3 separate regions of the Mus musculus genome follow, and regions 2 and 3 are each linked to region 1. The links are chromatin loops, found by intact Hi-C in ENCODE. Cell type or tissue: heart. All regions are shown on one strand.

Region 1 (5,000 bases):
TATAAGAACGTAGAAAGGAAAGGGATACATTCTAGACAAAAGAGGAGCCAGGCAAAGGCCAGAGAGGCCTTGGTTTCTCTGACAGAGGCCAAAGTTTACACAGCTAGGTATAAAGACTGGGTGAGGTGAAGATGGGAAGAGGAGTCAGGAGCAAGATCACGAAGCCCCTTGAGACCACCCTCAGGAGTTTAGACTTGTGATAAGTGTGGGGGAAAAGTTAAAACATTTGTAGAGGGAGTGGCATGGTCAGCAGTATATTTAGAGAGTTTGTGTGTTAAACAGACCAAAGCAGTCAAGGCTAGGCAGAGGGCTCAGGCAGGCTGGTGCAGTGACCTCATGGGGGTCTGGCACAAAACTGGGGAACAGTTTTTTTACTGTAACGAAAGTGTGGAAGACCATGTTAATCCAAGGGTTCTGAAGAGGTCCAATCTGCAAGCCAGGTGGCCAGGAGGCAGAGGGGAAAGGATGGGGGATGACTCACAGCTTCTCACTGAGGCTGAGGGAGCGACTCGGGTGGTGAATGTACTCAGGAGAAGCACTCTGCAGGTCAAGAACTGAGTGCTAGAATGTTACACCAGGTCACAGTCTCGGCCCTGGGAGGTTCCTTTGGGATAAGTAGAAAAGTATCCCACAGACTTAGAGATTCCTAAAGCACTGGAGATCTTAGATGGATAAAAATAAAGCTATTGTTATTATTAATACTGAGATCGTCGACTTATTGATAGTATGAAACATATTTTGCATCCAAGGGTTGGAGACGGTTAAATCAGCAAAGTAGTTACCACCGAAGCATGAAGACCCGAGTCCAGATCCCCGGAACACGTGTCAGAAGAATCTGTAATCTCAACACTGCGGAGGAGGAGGAGGAGCCGGGCAGAACCTGGAGCTGCCTGGCTAGCCAGCCTTGCTGGGTCAGTGAGGGACAGCCTCAAAAGTAAAGACCAAAAAGATGAAAAGTGATTGAAGAAGACACCCAGTCTTGACCTCCGACCTCCACATAATGTGCACACACATATATGCTTACATGCACATTTTAAAAATTAAAAATTGTAAAAATCAGAAGATACTTTGTATCTATAGGGTTTTTGTTTTTGTTTCGGTTTTGGTTTTTCGAGACAGGGTTTCTCTGTGTAGCCCTGGCTGTCCTGGAACTCACTTTGTAGACCAGGCTGGCCTCGAACTCAGAAATCCACCTGCCTCTGCCTCCTGAGTGCTGGGATTAAAGGCGTGTGCCACCACGCCCAACTGTATCTATAGGTTTTTTAAATTTCATACTCTTCCAACCAAATGAGAAATTGCAAAGTCTAAATTATAGTTTAAGGATTACCATATGTCATTTAAACCTTCGTTTTGCATTCAATCATGCTCTAAAACTCCTAAGATAAAGATCACTCCTAAGGACACTATAGCCCAAGAATACTTTTCACAGATGAACACGTTTCCAGTATTATGTCCAATGTCACTTGTTAGGGAATTGCCCCCCACATTCAACTTAAAATCTTGTCTCATGGGCCCATTCTTTCTGGTTCTGGTCCTCACCAGAAATAAAGTCTCGCTGTTAGCCTGTAGGATAATGCAACTTTAAACCTGCAATTTCACTCTCATACATATGAATGAAGAATAAAAACTTGAGCTGCCAAGAGATTTTCAGGCTTTAAATAATAACTTACATTCTTTACTGCTCTGTGTGGGGATTGAGAACGTTCAAGGGGTCCAGGGTCTTGTCTTGACACTTTGGGCTCCTGTCTATGCCCAGAAGTACTCACTCGTATCTTCACCGATTACTTCTTTATTATAGCTACAAATATGTTGACATATAATTTGACATCAAGGATAGAAAAGAAGTTGGCTCTTTCCTTTCCCTTGGATGTTAGTCTCTCGTAATGATCTCTTGGATCATCTCTCTATGATTTGAAGGTTGAACATGATCAGGTTAGTTAAACTCCTTAGTCTAGTTTGCATTTTTACTAGCTTCTCAAAGATATGAATGGGGAGTTGATGACTTGAACAAAACCAGCTTTTGCTCATTAAAGGGTAAGCGAGGAATACTATTTTATTCTATGTGCATTGGTGATTTGACGGCATGTATGTCTGTGTGAGAGTGTTGGGTCCCTTGGAACAGGAGTCACAGAGCTGTGAGCAGCTATGTGGGTGCTGGGAATTGAACCCAGGTCCTCTGGAAGAGCAGCCAGTGCACTTACGCACTGAGCCATCTCTCTAGACTCGCAAGGAATATTTTTAAGTACATACTTACCAGGCTCGCTTTAGAAGAGCTAATAATGCTACAAGCAACTATGATTTCATAAAAGAGAGAATTGGGAGATTTACAAGGTTAAATATGAAAATGTGTTTCCTTTTAAATGAAACCAAATAAGCTTATTAACTGAGTTAATCTAGTTAGAAAAAAAGAAGTAAAGTACACATTTTTACCCATGCTATTCAAAAATGGGTGCATAAAGAGAGGCAGATGATCAATGATACTCAGTAAAAGTTGGAGGCTGTTTGATGAATACTCCAAATAGCAGAGATGGAGTCTAAGACCTGTTGGTGCAATATGTGCAGTGACAGCTGTGAGCCACAAGGTGGTGCTATTCTCAGACAAGAATCCAGTTGGCCCAATCTTACCACTCTTGTTTAGATAGAGCATTCTTCCTTTAGGAACTCAGCCTTGAACTTCTCAAGTTCTTAAGAATTATTTTACATTCATGTTGTTACTCCTTTGGCCTGGGATCTTTCTCACTTTTTCCTCCCTCCATCTCCTTTCTAGCTCACATTTATTTACCTCATCACCTAAAATACATTTCCTTAGAAAATCTTATCCCCTTGGAATAGGTTTGCTCCCATAGCACACACCACCAGAACACTTAGTCCTCAGATAACATACATATGTATGTGTGTGTGTATATATTAAACATGTTATATATAACGTATTATATATAATGTATTTATGTAGACTATATTATATAGAATTATATAACATATAAATGTATTTTATAAAATATATAAAATATTATTTATATATTAATATTATATGTGTGTGTTAGACTTTCTATGTAACTCTGGCTGTTCTGGAACTATGTACACCAGGCTGGCCTCGAACTCACAAAGATTCACTTGCATCTGCCTCCCAAATGCTGGGATCAAATGTGTGTGCTACCATGTGATTTTGTACTTCAGAAATTTCTTTTTTATTGAAAAATAATTTTATTTTATGTATATGGATGTATTACCTACATGTGTCTGTACACAACTTGCATGCCTGACACTCTGGAGGTCAGAAGGGAGAGCCATACCCCTGGAACTAGAGTTTCAGAGTTTCAGACAGTAGTGAGCTACCATGTGGGTTCAGCTGGTAGGAGTGCTTGCTCCCAAGCCAGAGCTGAGTTCAAACATCAGATCCCATGTAGAGGAGATGGAGAACTGACACCCACAAGTTGTTCTCTAACTCAGTAACATATAATTAAGAGTAATTTTTCTAAAAATCAACTTAATGCCAAGCCTGGTGGCACATATCTTTAATCCCAGTACTCAAAAGCTGAGACAGGCAGATTTCTGAGTTCAAGGCCAGCCTGGACTACAGAGTAACTTCCAGGACAGCCAGGGCTACACAGAGAAATCCTTTCTCAAATACCTTAACCAGCTGAGCCAATGTGAGCAGCTCCTGGATGACTGGTTCTCCCTCCTCCAGGGAGACTGATAAAATCTTGCATTGTGGCAACTGGTAACAGCAGTCAAGAAGCCCAGAAAGTGCATAGTGACATAGTATCGATTTTTCAGTAACAAAAGTAAGTCTAGCCCCAGAAAGCAAAGGCCAACCACACCACCCTTCTGAGGGCTATGCAACAGACCAAGTAAAGGAGGGGAGATATGAGTTCTATAGACTTGATCAACCCAAGTGCTATAACCTTTATGTGTCCTCTGGGCTTCAGAAACCATTCTGCAATCACTGTCTATATGGGCACTGACCCTACACACGCTGAAGACAGGCACTTGAGCAGGGGCCTCAGTACATTTAGGAGCCTAAGAAATGATAGAGAAATCTCAGCTGGGCGGTGGTAGTGCACGCCTTTAATCCCAGCACTAGGGAGGCAGAGGCAGGCAGATTTCTGAGTTGGAGGCCGGCCTGGTCTACAAAGTGAGTTCCAGGACAGCTAGCTACACAGAGAAACCCTGTCTCGAAAAACAAAAACAACAAACAAACAAACAAACAAAATAACCAAAACAACCCCCCCCCCAAACAGAAATCTCTTTTCTGTTGCTGTATCAATCTGTTGCTGCATCAATTATTTCAAATTTGAAGGCTTAAAACAATCGTCTACAATCTCACAGTTCTTCACTCAAGGTCTGGCTTAGGGGAACCAAATGTTCGAGACAGTTTCCACCTGAAGGCTCTGGGGAAGGGCCAAACTCATTCTGGATGGTAAGAATTCAGTTCCTTCCAGCTGCAGGACAGAGGTCCTGGCCTTTTGCTGGGCTTTAGCCAAGTATTGTTCTCAGCTTTTCAAGGCTCCCTTCATTTGCAAGGCAAATCCAGTGAGAGATTCTCACTTTGGTCTTTGAACTTCTGATCCTTGCAACCACTACCAGTCAGAGATCTCTCTACCTTTGAAAGTTTCCTTTGATTAGGCCAGGCTCATCCTGATTAATCTCTTTCTCTTTCTTCTTCTTTTTAAAAAATTACCTCTTTATTTTTATTGCATGAATGTTTTGCCTGCATGTATGTCTGTTTGGCACTTATATGCCCAGTCCCCATGGAGATCAGAAAAGGGTGTCAGTTCTCCTGGATCAGTAGTTACAGGTGGCTGTGAGCCACTTCATGGGTGCTGGGAATCAAATCTAGGTCCTCTGCAAGAGTAGCCAGTGTCCTTAACATCTCTTTACCTCTAAATTCTCTTTCTTAACATTAATTTTGACATATTGCAATTACTGCTCTAGAAATGGTAGTGAATTCTGTCAAGTTCATAGTCCCAAGGATTATATAGGATGTGAACATGAGCATA
Region 2 (5,000 bases), 68 kb after region 1:
GCACCCTTGATAAGCTCAATGTGTCCAGAGGGAAGCCCGATGCTATTCATCAGAACCCAGGGCGAGCGTCTAAGAGGCAGTGCCGAGATCTTCCAAGCTGTTGCGAAAGCTTGGGGCGGCAGACTAGTATAGAAAGGACCTGGATGCCTGCAGGCCTCCCCGGCTGCTGCTCAGGCTCGACCTTAGCCACTGCTGCTCACCCTCACTGGTCATGGCTGCAGCCCATGTGTAGAAGACCTCCTCCCCAGACACAGCACTGTTGGGGGCTGGCAGTGCAGCTTGATGGAAGAAGTTAGGTAACTGGGGCCGTGTCTTTGGAAGAGATAATCGGGACTGTAGACTCCCTCTGCTTCCTCCGTCTCTGCATCCTGTATACAAGGTGAACGGATCCTCTTCCTCCCCTCCTCCCACTGCGGGACTGTGCTGTGACAGACCCAGCTAGTGAGGCTAAGTCCCCAGAGATAGAAGAAGCCTTTGAACCGTGGACCTTTTGTCCCATAAATCTTTCTTTAAAATAATCCTGTCAGATATTTTTCTCCCAGCCATGGAACGCTGACAACAGCATGACTTAAAAATTTTTCCAAGTCTCTTATTTAAGAAAAGACAGCTGGATTCTCACGGCTAGCTGCCTCTTCGTGCGATCTGTGAAGAGTGTCACATGCCACACTGCAGCTGGAGAGTCCCCCAGTATATTCATGAGAATGCAAAGTTCACATGCTAGCTTAGGCTTCCGGAAACAGTTTGAGCCTTACAGAGAGAGGAATGTAAAGTCCTCAGAATGGGGCTTGGGAGATAGCTTAGTTAGTGCCTGCTATGCAGGTACAAGGGCCTGAACTCTTTCTCCTGAACCCATGTCAAAAGGCAGAGCATGGTGGTGTCTGCTCTCAATTCCAGGGCTGGGGAGGGAGGGATGGGTGGATCCCCGGGTCTCAGTGGCCAGCCAGGTTAGCCCTAATCAGCAACTTCCAAGCCAAGAAGAGACTGTCTCAGACAAAAGGTGGACAGTGACTGAAGAAGAACACCAGAGATTGTCCTCAGAGCATCACATGTCATGTATGCACACACGTGCACGTGTGCCTGTGTGCATACATGTGTACACACACACACACAATGAAGTCTCAGGAGTGCATAACAGTAGAGGATCTCTATAAATCTTCAAAACCAACCCAAGAAAAGCCTTCTACAGAGGAGGTGATACTGGAGGTCGATTCAGTTGGTGAGAAGGGAGGAACAGGGTGGCTCAGCTGTTAAGAGCACTCGTTGCTCTTGCAGAAGACCCAGGTTGGGTCCCTAGCGGTCACATGGTACCTCACAACCATCCACACTTCATAGTTCCTAGGGATCCAATGCTCTCGTAGACTCTGTGGGTTCTAGGCATGAATGTGCTAAAAGGACAAACATACAGGCAAAACATCCCATACACATGAATAAAAAGTTAAAAAATCAATTAAAATAGACAAGTAGCAGTAGAGATCCATACTCTCATCCCATATAAACTTATTAAAAGAATCAAAAAATTAGTGGTTTGGTGTACAGAATAACTCTGTAGGTAGCGAGAATGTATTTTTTTCAATTAATAAACATAGATAATGTGAGAATGCTATAAGAACCCAGCAAAATTTAATATTTGCAAATTTCATAAATGAACTGCTCAGATAAAAGGAAGACATGAAAAAATGAACTTAAAGATCAATGAGATAGTTCTCTGTGTAAAAGCACCGGCTACACAAACAAGCCAAGCAACCTGAGTTCCATCCTTAGAACCCACAGTGGAAGGCAAGAACACAAAAGGTGGTCCTCTGACCTACATGTGTATCATGGCATGCACATGCCTACACACACACACACACACACAAGGCAAGATAACTTTTAAAAAATTCTTATCTGATGAAATACAACTTAAAACTATATATACATTTTTTAATCACTCCACCTATTTGACTAACAATGAGGAATATTCTAGAAAAGTTACTACTGCCCCTAGAGGCATTGCAGATATGGCGGCTGTGTCACATGTGTGCCAGTAGGTGGCAGAGAGGAGAAAGGTTATGTCTATGCTCAATGTTCTGATCTATGGACATCTGAATAATTAGTAGTCTAACAATCCCCCCCCCCCCCAAAAAAAAAGTGAGCCTGAGACCATTACCAGTCTGGCACCAGGGAGCCCAGACAAGGAGCTAGCCTGAGACAATCACCACTTTAGTGCCAGGCAGGCCTGGAAAGACTCACAGGGCAGGAAGCAAGCCAGAGACTAGAAGAACCCCCATTTGAGACCAAGGGTCCCTCAGGAGGAATGAGCCCAAGACAGATGGCCACTTGGGTGGGCAGGAAGAGCTGGCCTGACATGTCCATCAGAATGAGCCTGAGATAGCCACCAGTCTGGCACACCGAGATCTGGAAGGGGCAGACCATGTTTGAGATGACTCCTGCCTGGCGCCATAATGAATGAGCAGGTCATAACACTCCTGAGATCACTCCTGAAACAAACCTAGACACTCGGAGACCTCAGGGGCTACTAAGAGGAGCAAGTAAGAGGTGGCGATATGGAAGAGAAAGAGAAACCGAAGGATGTGGACACAATGAAGAGAGGCTGAGCTGGATACTCAAAGGTAATGAACAACTGACATGAGTAGCTGGCAATGTCATTTGGGACCATGGTGGGGTCCTGGCCTATGCTGACCCTGAGGTCCAAGTCTGGATCCATGACCCTGCAGCAGTATGGATCTGTTACCACCAAAGGACAAGCAGGCGTCCGTGGTCTGGGCTGCCACTAGGAAGTAGTTGCTGTCTGAGAGTTGTGAAGAACTGACCCCACCCATCACCTGGGCTTCAGGGGACAGCTGGGCCTAGAGGCAAGAGATTCTGAAAGATGACTCAGCCCCTAGCCAGCTGCAGTACTTGGGAGAGCAGAGCATTTCGGAAGTTGTGGGTGAGCAGGCTCGGAGGATAAAGGTGTGGGAGAGCTGGTCCTACCACTAGTCTCCCTGTAGTGGTGTGGACTAGGGAGAAATACTCTCTTCCCTTCTCCCCCTTTTCCCCTCCACGTGCTCCAGGCAGGAGAGCTAGCCTAAGGTCATGAGAGCAGGAGAGCTAGCCCTGTCTCCCACCTACTGCAGCAGGTACAGGGGTGGGTGGATTCGGGGGACTTCAGGAGAGATAGGTAGGGTGCATGATGTGAAGGTCACAAAGAATCAAGAAAAAGATTTTTTTAATTTGTTTTAAAATACTGGATTTTAAAGGGAAAGGGGTAAAAATTAGATAACCAGAACTAAAAGGCCAAAATGTACAAGGAAAACAAAGTCAGAGAGATAGCCACCAGATTTGTTGAAAGCAACTCGTGCCAGAAGTGATTATATTGTTAGGGTGTGTGTGTGTGTGTGTGTGTGTGTGTGTGTGTGTGTGTGTGTGACCTGTAATTCCAGCTTTTCAGGGAATAGAGACAGGAGGTCCCCAGAGAAAACTGGTTAGTGTGGCTAGCAAAAACAGAAAGTTCTGGGTTCACCAGGAGCCCCTGCCTCAACAAGTAGGGCAGAGTGACCTAATATAAACTCAAGCTCTTCCATACATGTATGCACGCACACACACATGCAAAACCAGTGCACAAATTCAAACGCAAACATATGCACAGAAGACATTATGAATTCCTGTAGGTCCTATACCTGAGTCACCTTTAACTGTAAGTTTATCAGGGGACAGAAAATTGTACTGAAGACAGTGTATAGATATCCACTCAATGGGAAACTACAGGATTAAGGACCCATTTCCTTCCATAAACAAGACACGAGAGAAAGTTAGAGAGGAATCTACGGATTCCTATGAGAAGAACTTGTGTGGACCTGGCTTTCCTCCTGACATGAACAAACCATCATGGAATAGTGATGCCAATGCCCATGGGAGATCTGGTGATGCCAAAGGAGGTACTACAATTTTTGTTTTTTTTTGTTTGTTTTAAAGATTTATTTACTTATTATATGTAAGTACACTGTAGCTGTCTTCAGACACCCCAGAGGGCATCAGATCTCATTATGGATGGTTGTGAGCCACCATGTGGTTGCTGGGATTTGAACTCAGGACTCCGTGCTCTTAACCACTGAGCCATCTCTCCAGCCCACATTTTTTGTTTTTAAAATAGAGGGAGGGGAAACTGTAATCAAAATATGGTGGCACACACCTTTAGTCTCAGCACTTGGGGTCGGGACAGTTGGGATGGGGTGGGGGGACAGAGGCAAGTAGATCTCTGAGTTCTAGGCTAGTCTGATCTACAGCTCTAGTTTCAGGACAGATGGGGCTACACAGAGAAACCCTGTCTTGAAAAACAGTAGATAAATAAATAAAATAAATAAATAATTTAGAAAGATATGTTGTATGAGAAAATTATCTACATCCCACAAACAGAAATTTAAAAATGAGTTTAGCAGCTGTCTTTCCACCTTCCTTCTTCCTCCTCACCATCTCTCTTACTTCCTCTTTTTTTTGCTCCTTCTGACTTTTAGAGAGTATCTCCCTCCAAAGCCCAGGGTGGCCTGGAACTACCTAAGCCCCAGGAATCCTAAGGTGCCACCACACCTGACTTTTCACTGCGTTTACAAACATCAGGGCGGGATCCAAACTTGAAATTGCAAAGGCAATGCCATTTATCCTACCATCTAAAAGACCAGATGCCAGGACATGAACCCCAGGACCCGTGAACGACCTGTTGTATGAGCTTTGGAGAGGCTGCTATAAACCATCAAATCTCGTGACTTACCAGGAATGCATCCTCTCAAAGATCTGCTCACTTTGTGAGTCTGAGCGGCATGTTAGAAGGGCTGCGGACCCTTCAGAAGTCTCTCACCTTCCTTGGCACCCAGCGTCCGCAGTGTTTGGCTTGTTGCTAAAATACTGATTAGCTCCAGTGTCTGTCTCCATAGCCACAATCTTCACGCCTGTCTTCTCCACGGCCCTGTCCCTCTCTCTCCTGGCCCCTTCCCCTCTTCCTCATACATGAGCTCTATGGCTGT
Region 3 (5,000 bases), 110 kb after region 1:
AACACACAAGTAGTCGGCCTTATTTACTTTTCTACTGTTGTGACAAAGCACTGTAACCAAGCAAGAAGAACCAACTTAGAAAGGGTGAGTCCATGACCATCATGGCAGCAGGCAGGCATGGTGCTGGGGCCCTAGCTGAGAGCTGACACTTTGAGGCAACCACCATGAGATACGGTTAACTGGGAATGCTGTAAGCTTTTGAAACTCAAAGCCTACCCACAGTGACACATCTGAAAAATCACACATGGGGCTTATACCACTCCTGTTGTCCCCATGTTTGTGTTGCCCTCAGAGCTGGCACTTCTAGGAAGGAGTGTGCTGAAACTTTAATGTTTTCAAATTCTATTTTTATTTATATGGGTACACTGTAGCTGTCTTCAGACACACATCAGAAGAGGGCATCAGATCCCATTACAGATGGTTGTGAGCCACCATGTGGTTGCTGGGAATTGAACTCAGGACCTCTGGAAGAGCAGTCAGTGCTCTTAACCACTGAGCCATCTCTCTAGCCCCAAAAATCTTATTTTTAATGATGGTTCTTAAATGCTTTAACCTCCCTTTTAGCCCTCTCCCCCACCCCCCAGGTAGTGGAAAAGAAAGGATACAGGAGGGGGCAGGGAAGCGGACCTGTTTAGAAAGGTTCTTTGGGGCACCTTCTGTCTGTGTTGTCTGGAAATCGGCAGTTTAGTTTACAGGTTAGTAGCAGCAGCAGCATCTCAGTTCACTCACAAACACTTCATGGATACACCAGCAGTCCAGTTTGGTAGAGTCAGGATAGCAAACACTCAGCAGCTGTGGCACTACCTAGCAGAGACAGCTAGGCCTCAGCCTTGGCTCAAGTCAATGGCGAGAAGCCAGGAGAAGTTCTGGGCTGTGCCTCTCTTAGGGAAGTGATGATCAGTGAAGACACTAGGCTCACAAGCATTGCACAGCTAGCTCTGTAAGCAAGCCAAGCACAGCCTCTGCTGCATGGAGTCCTATTTATCCTCTCTCCAAACATCGAGTGTCCTCCACAGGTTTTGCCTCAGCACCTGTGTTGTCTCAGCTGACATCACTCTGCCAATTAGCCCACTTTCAGAAAGTGGCAAGAAACTGCAACACACCACCAGAAGTTTTTTGGTGTGTTTCTCTCAATGAAGTCCTGACAAATGCAGCTCAACTATGCAATGTAAGGTGGACCAATGCATGGGTGTAGTTAGCAAAGAATTCTTCCCTTTCATGTGCTTGCTTTAGCAGAATATCCTCTCTCCTTTGTCTGCTTCAGGGAAACTTCCTTCAGGAGTCTGCCTTAGCCTGTCACACCTGTGTCTACATTAATGACATGTTCCTTCATGTGCTTGCATCAGGAAAACATCATCCACCTGACTTTCCAAAGAACTCTTAAGTTTCCACTTCAGAGTGCTTTTTTCAGAAGCCCATTTTGCTCAGAATTCAGTTGAAGTAGAAGTACAAGATACAAGAGTACATATTAGCAAAGTATTAAGATACAATGTTATATAGAAGTATTAGATACAAGAACATACATATTTAGCCCTAAAGAGTATATATGTATGTATATATTCATTGTGCCCCCTGTCTGCAAGAGTTGAGTCCATTGTTTTTCTGTGCAATCTAATGTAAAATACCTAACTAAATGAATATACATCTATGATCCCAGTTCTTGAGAGGCTGAGGCAGGAGAATTTTAAATTTGAGACTAGCTTGGTCTGGGTGACATACATAGTAAGATCTTGTCTTACAGAAATGAGACACACAAATGTTATACATGCATACACACATGTATGTATGTACATATTTTAGGGTTAAATACTCAGAAAGTTGAAAAGTTTGTCAGGGTAATGGGCAACAACACTTAGCACATGCTCTCCTGGAGAGGAAGTCTTGAAATGCTTTAAATCTGGCCAATCTGTCATGGACCAGTATTGCCTAGTAGCTCTTAAATCTATTTTGGGAGCCTTGAGCTTGCTCATCTGGATCATAGCTGGCCTTGAGCTAGTCCATTCAGTGTTCTTCATGTCCTATCCCTGGACCACTAACCTCTTGCCAATCAGACATAGAGCATATGGCCACTGGTTCCAATCTCCTATGGAATTGGAGAAACTTTTTTTTTTTTTTTACTCCTGTAAGATCTCAATGCGGAGGGCAGTGAGAGAAAGAGTAAGAAACAAGATGCATAGGTTGTCATGTGACTTCTAGTACTAGCCTACTCTTCATGGGTGGTTCCTTCTTTCACTTTTTTCTTTCTTTCTTTTTTATTTTTATTTTCAAAGACAGGGTCTCACGGTGTAGCTTTGGTTGTCCTTGAACTCATTATGTAGACCGGGCTAGCTTCAAACTCATAGAGATTTGACTGCATTTGCCTCCCAAGTGCTGGGATTAAAGGCGTGTGACACTTCATCCTGTTCTCTATCCTCACTGTAATTACACTGGAGGACCAGTGAGAGAAACAGGGGAAGGCCCATGGCAGCTGGCACTGGCAGCTTCTCATAGGAGCCACCTCTTGCACCTAGCAGAAAGAAGGAATAGCCAAGACAGCCAGAGTCTTCCTGTTGCTTTCGAGGGCCTTGGTGTGACCTCCTCCTTTGGGCTGGCTCTGCTGTGGTCATGAAGGAGTTCTATGACATTCACAAGTCTGCCATTTTGAAAGAGACAAGGAATATTGCCTTTTGGGCTCCATGCTGATACTGCTGTGAGGGTTTATGAAAGGTCTTGTGAAACACTGTCTACTAGAAATATAATAATGTGAGCCACATGTGTAAATTAAATTTCCTGGTAATTGCATTTTTACTTTTGTAAAGAGTACAAAGAAAGCAGGTGAAAATAATTTTAACTGCGTATATACAACATTAATTTCCACATATAATCAATACTAAGCACTAATTAGACGTATTAAGCTCCTTTTTAATACTCGGTTTTCAAAATACCATGTGCGTTTTATGTGGAAAACAACCTTAATTAGAAATAGTCCCATTTCAAGTGCTCAATGGCCCTTTATGTGGCTAATGGCTTCCTCATTGGACAGATGTAGTCGCAGATTGGACTTTCAGAGAACAGAGCCATGCTGCCATCTGGTGGTTATTTAGTTAAATAGCATCCATGAGCCACTGCAACTGCCTGGTCCTCAGCCCGCTGGGAAACTTCCTTCTTGTGCAAATCCTCAGGAACAAAAGTATCTGCAGTGCTGTGAAGCTTGCAAGTGAGAAGGCTGTAGGAATGAGGAGGCGTTAGCTAAGAGGACAAAAGATATGCATGCCCTCAGGGAACCCCATTCCAGGGAGGCCACAAACACCCTCACCTAGCCCATGCTCATCACCTAAAATATTTCTTTGTTTTTGCTAATAAATACCACCATGTGACAAGTCTCTCTTGCAGCCCATCCCTAACTGCTGAGCTTCCTGTTAGTGAAGACTCACAAGCAGAGCTGTGAGAAGCCAGGGAATGTCGTCTTTACATGGGGAGATCTATTTGTACAATAGTAGTGTGTGTGTGTATGTGTGCGTGCGCGCGCGTGCGCGCTCATACACGTGTGTATATGTGCCTGTGAATTCGCTCATGGAGGCCACAGAAGCTCAGTGTCCCATTCTATCACTCTTTGTCTTACTTTTCTTTTTTTAAAAAAGATTTATTTATTACTATATCTAAGTACACTGTAGCTGTCTTCAGACACACACCAGAAGAGGGCATCAGATCTCATTACAGATAGTTGTGAGCTACCATGTGGTTGCTGGAATTTGAACTCAGGACCTTTGGAAGAGCAGTCAGTGCTCTCAACTGCTGAGCCATCTGTCCAGATCATCTTATTTCTTTAAAACTTGGTTTCTCAGTGAAATCGGAACTATGTTGCTAGCCAGCAAGCCCCCCAGTCTCTGCTAGGGTATACTCTGCAAGTGTAGCCCTATCCAGATATTTTACCCAGATGCTGTGGATTTGAACTCAGGTCCCCATATTTGTGCAGCAAGTGCTCTTACCCACTGATCTTTTTCTCCATCTCATAAAATAGTTTCATAAATGGATTTGTTGGGCCCAAGGATAGGTGCATCAATAATTTTTTTAATTTAAAAAATCAGCTTTATTTAGATATAATCTGCATACAACAAATTTTGTAAGTGTACAGTTTGATTAATTTTGCCAAATGTACACAGTTATGAAACCACCACCACAATCATACCATTTCCATCACTTTCAGAAATTCCCTGTGACTCTCAGCGTTCCCCTTCCTATCTCTGGCAAACACTAATTAGTTGTTTTGCTTACACTGTGCCTATCTCCCTCCCTCTCTTACTCCCCACTTCCCTTCCCTCCCCTCCCCTCCCCTCCCCTCCCCTCCCCTCCCCTCCCCTCCCCTTCCCCTCCCCTCTTCTCCCTTCCCCTCCTCTCCCTTCCCTTCCCCTCCTCTCCCCTCCCCTTTCCCTTTCCTTTCCCCTTCCCCCTCCCCCTTCCCCCTTTTCCCTTTCCCCCTTTCCTTTTCCCCCCTTTCCCCCTGTTTCCCCCCTTTCGCCCTTTCCCCCTCTTTTTCTCCCTTTCCTCCTCTTTTCTCCCTTTCCTCCTCTTTTCCCCTTACCCCTTCCCCCCTTTTCCCCCTTCTTTTTCCCTCTTCTCTTTCCCCTTTCTCTCTCCCCTTCTCTCCCCCCTTCCCTCTCCCCCTTCACTCTCTCTTTCCCCTTTTCTCTTTCTTTCCCCCTTCTCTCTCTCCCCCTTCTCTCTCTCTCCCCCTTCTCTCTCCCTCTCCCCCTTCTCTCTCTTCCCCTTCTTTCTCTCCCCCTTCTCTCTCTCCCCCTTCTCTCTCTCATCCCCCTTCTCTCTCTCCCCCTTCTCTCTCTCCCCCTTCTTTCTCTCCCCCTTCTCTCTCTCCCCCTTCTCTTTCCCCCTTCTCTTTCCCCCCTTCCTTTTCCCCCTTCCTTCCCCCCTTTCTCCTTCCTTCCCCCTTCCCCCCTTCCCCCCTTCCCCCCTCCTTCACCCTTTCTCCCTCCTTCCCTGCCTTTTCCCCTCCTTTCCCCCCT

Evidence for each region. Peaks named below come from ENCODE experiments on the same cell type or tissue, not always from the same donor. Only the 100,000 strongest peaks of a DNase experiment are listed, where the experiment ranks them.
Region 2: a loop joins it to region 1, with 4 times the contacts of the local background. A loop is called at or near these places in 15 of 42 quality-filtered maps.
Region 3: it touches region 1 in a loop (9-fold over the local background); 41 of 42 quality-filtered maps call a loop at or near these places.

The regions. Positions count from the first base shown.
Region 1 is chr13:48,637,361-48,642,360 of GRCm38, reverse strand. No RefSeq gene overlaps it. Among named protein-coding and RNA genes, the nearest start is that of Ptpdc1, 14 kb to the right of the region's middle. In heart, no CTCF peak of the experiment used is centred here; a DNase peak (open chromatin) is centred at 2,570.
Region 2 is chr13:48,569,358-48,574,357 of GRCm38, reverse strand. It overlaps Gm25232 (a small nucleolar RNA gene), which reads left to right and starts at 1,974; the gene lies at 1,974-2,105. In heart, a CTCF peak has its summit at 1,986 (motif pointing right); DNase peaks (open chromatin) are centred at 307, 2,077 and 2,827; H3K27ac peaks cover 791 bases.
Region 3 is chr13:48,526,772-48,531,771 of GRCm38, reverse strand. No RefSeq gene overlaps it. Among named protein-coding and RNA genes, the nearest start is that of Mirlet7d, 6.8 kb to the left of the region's middle. In heart, a CTCF peak has its summit at 3,073 (motif pointing left); DNase peaks (open chromatin) are centred at 851 and 3,081.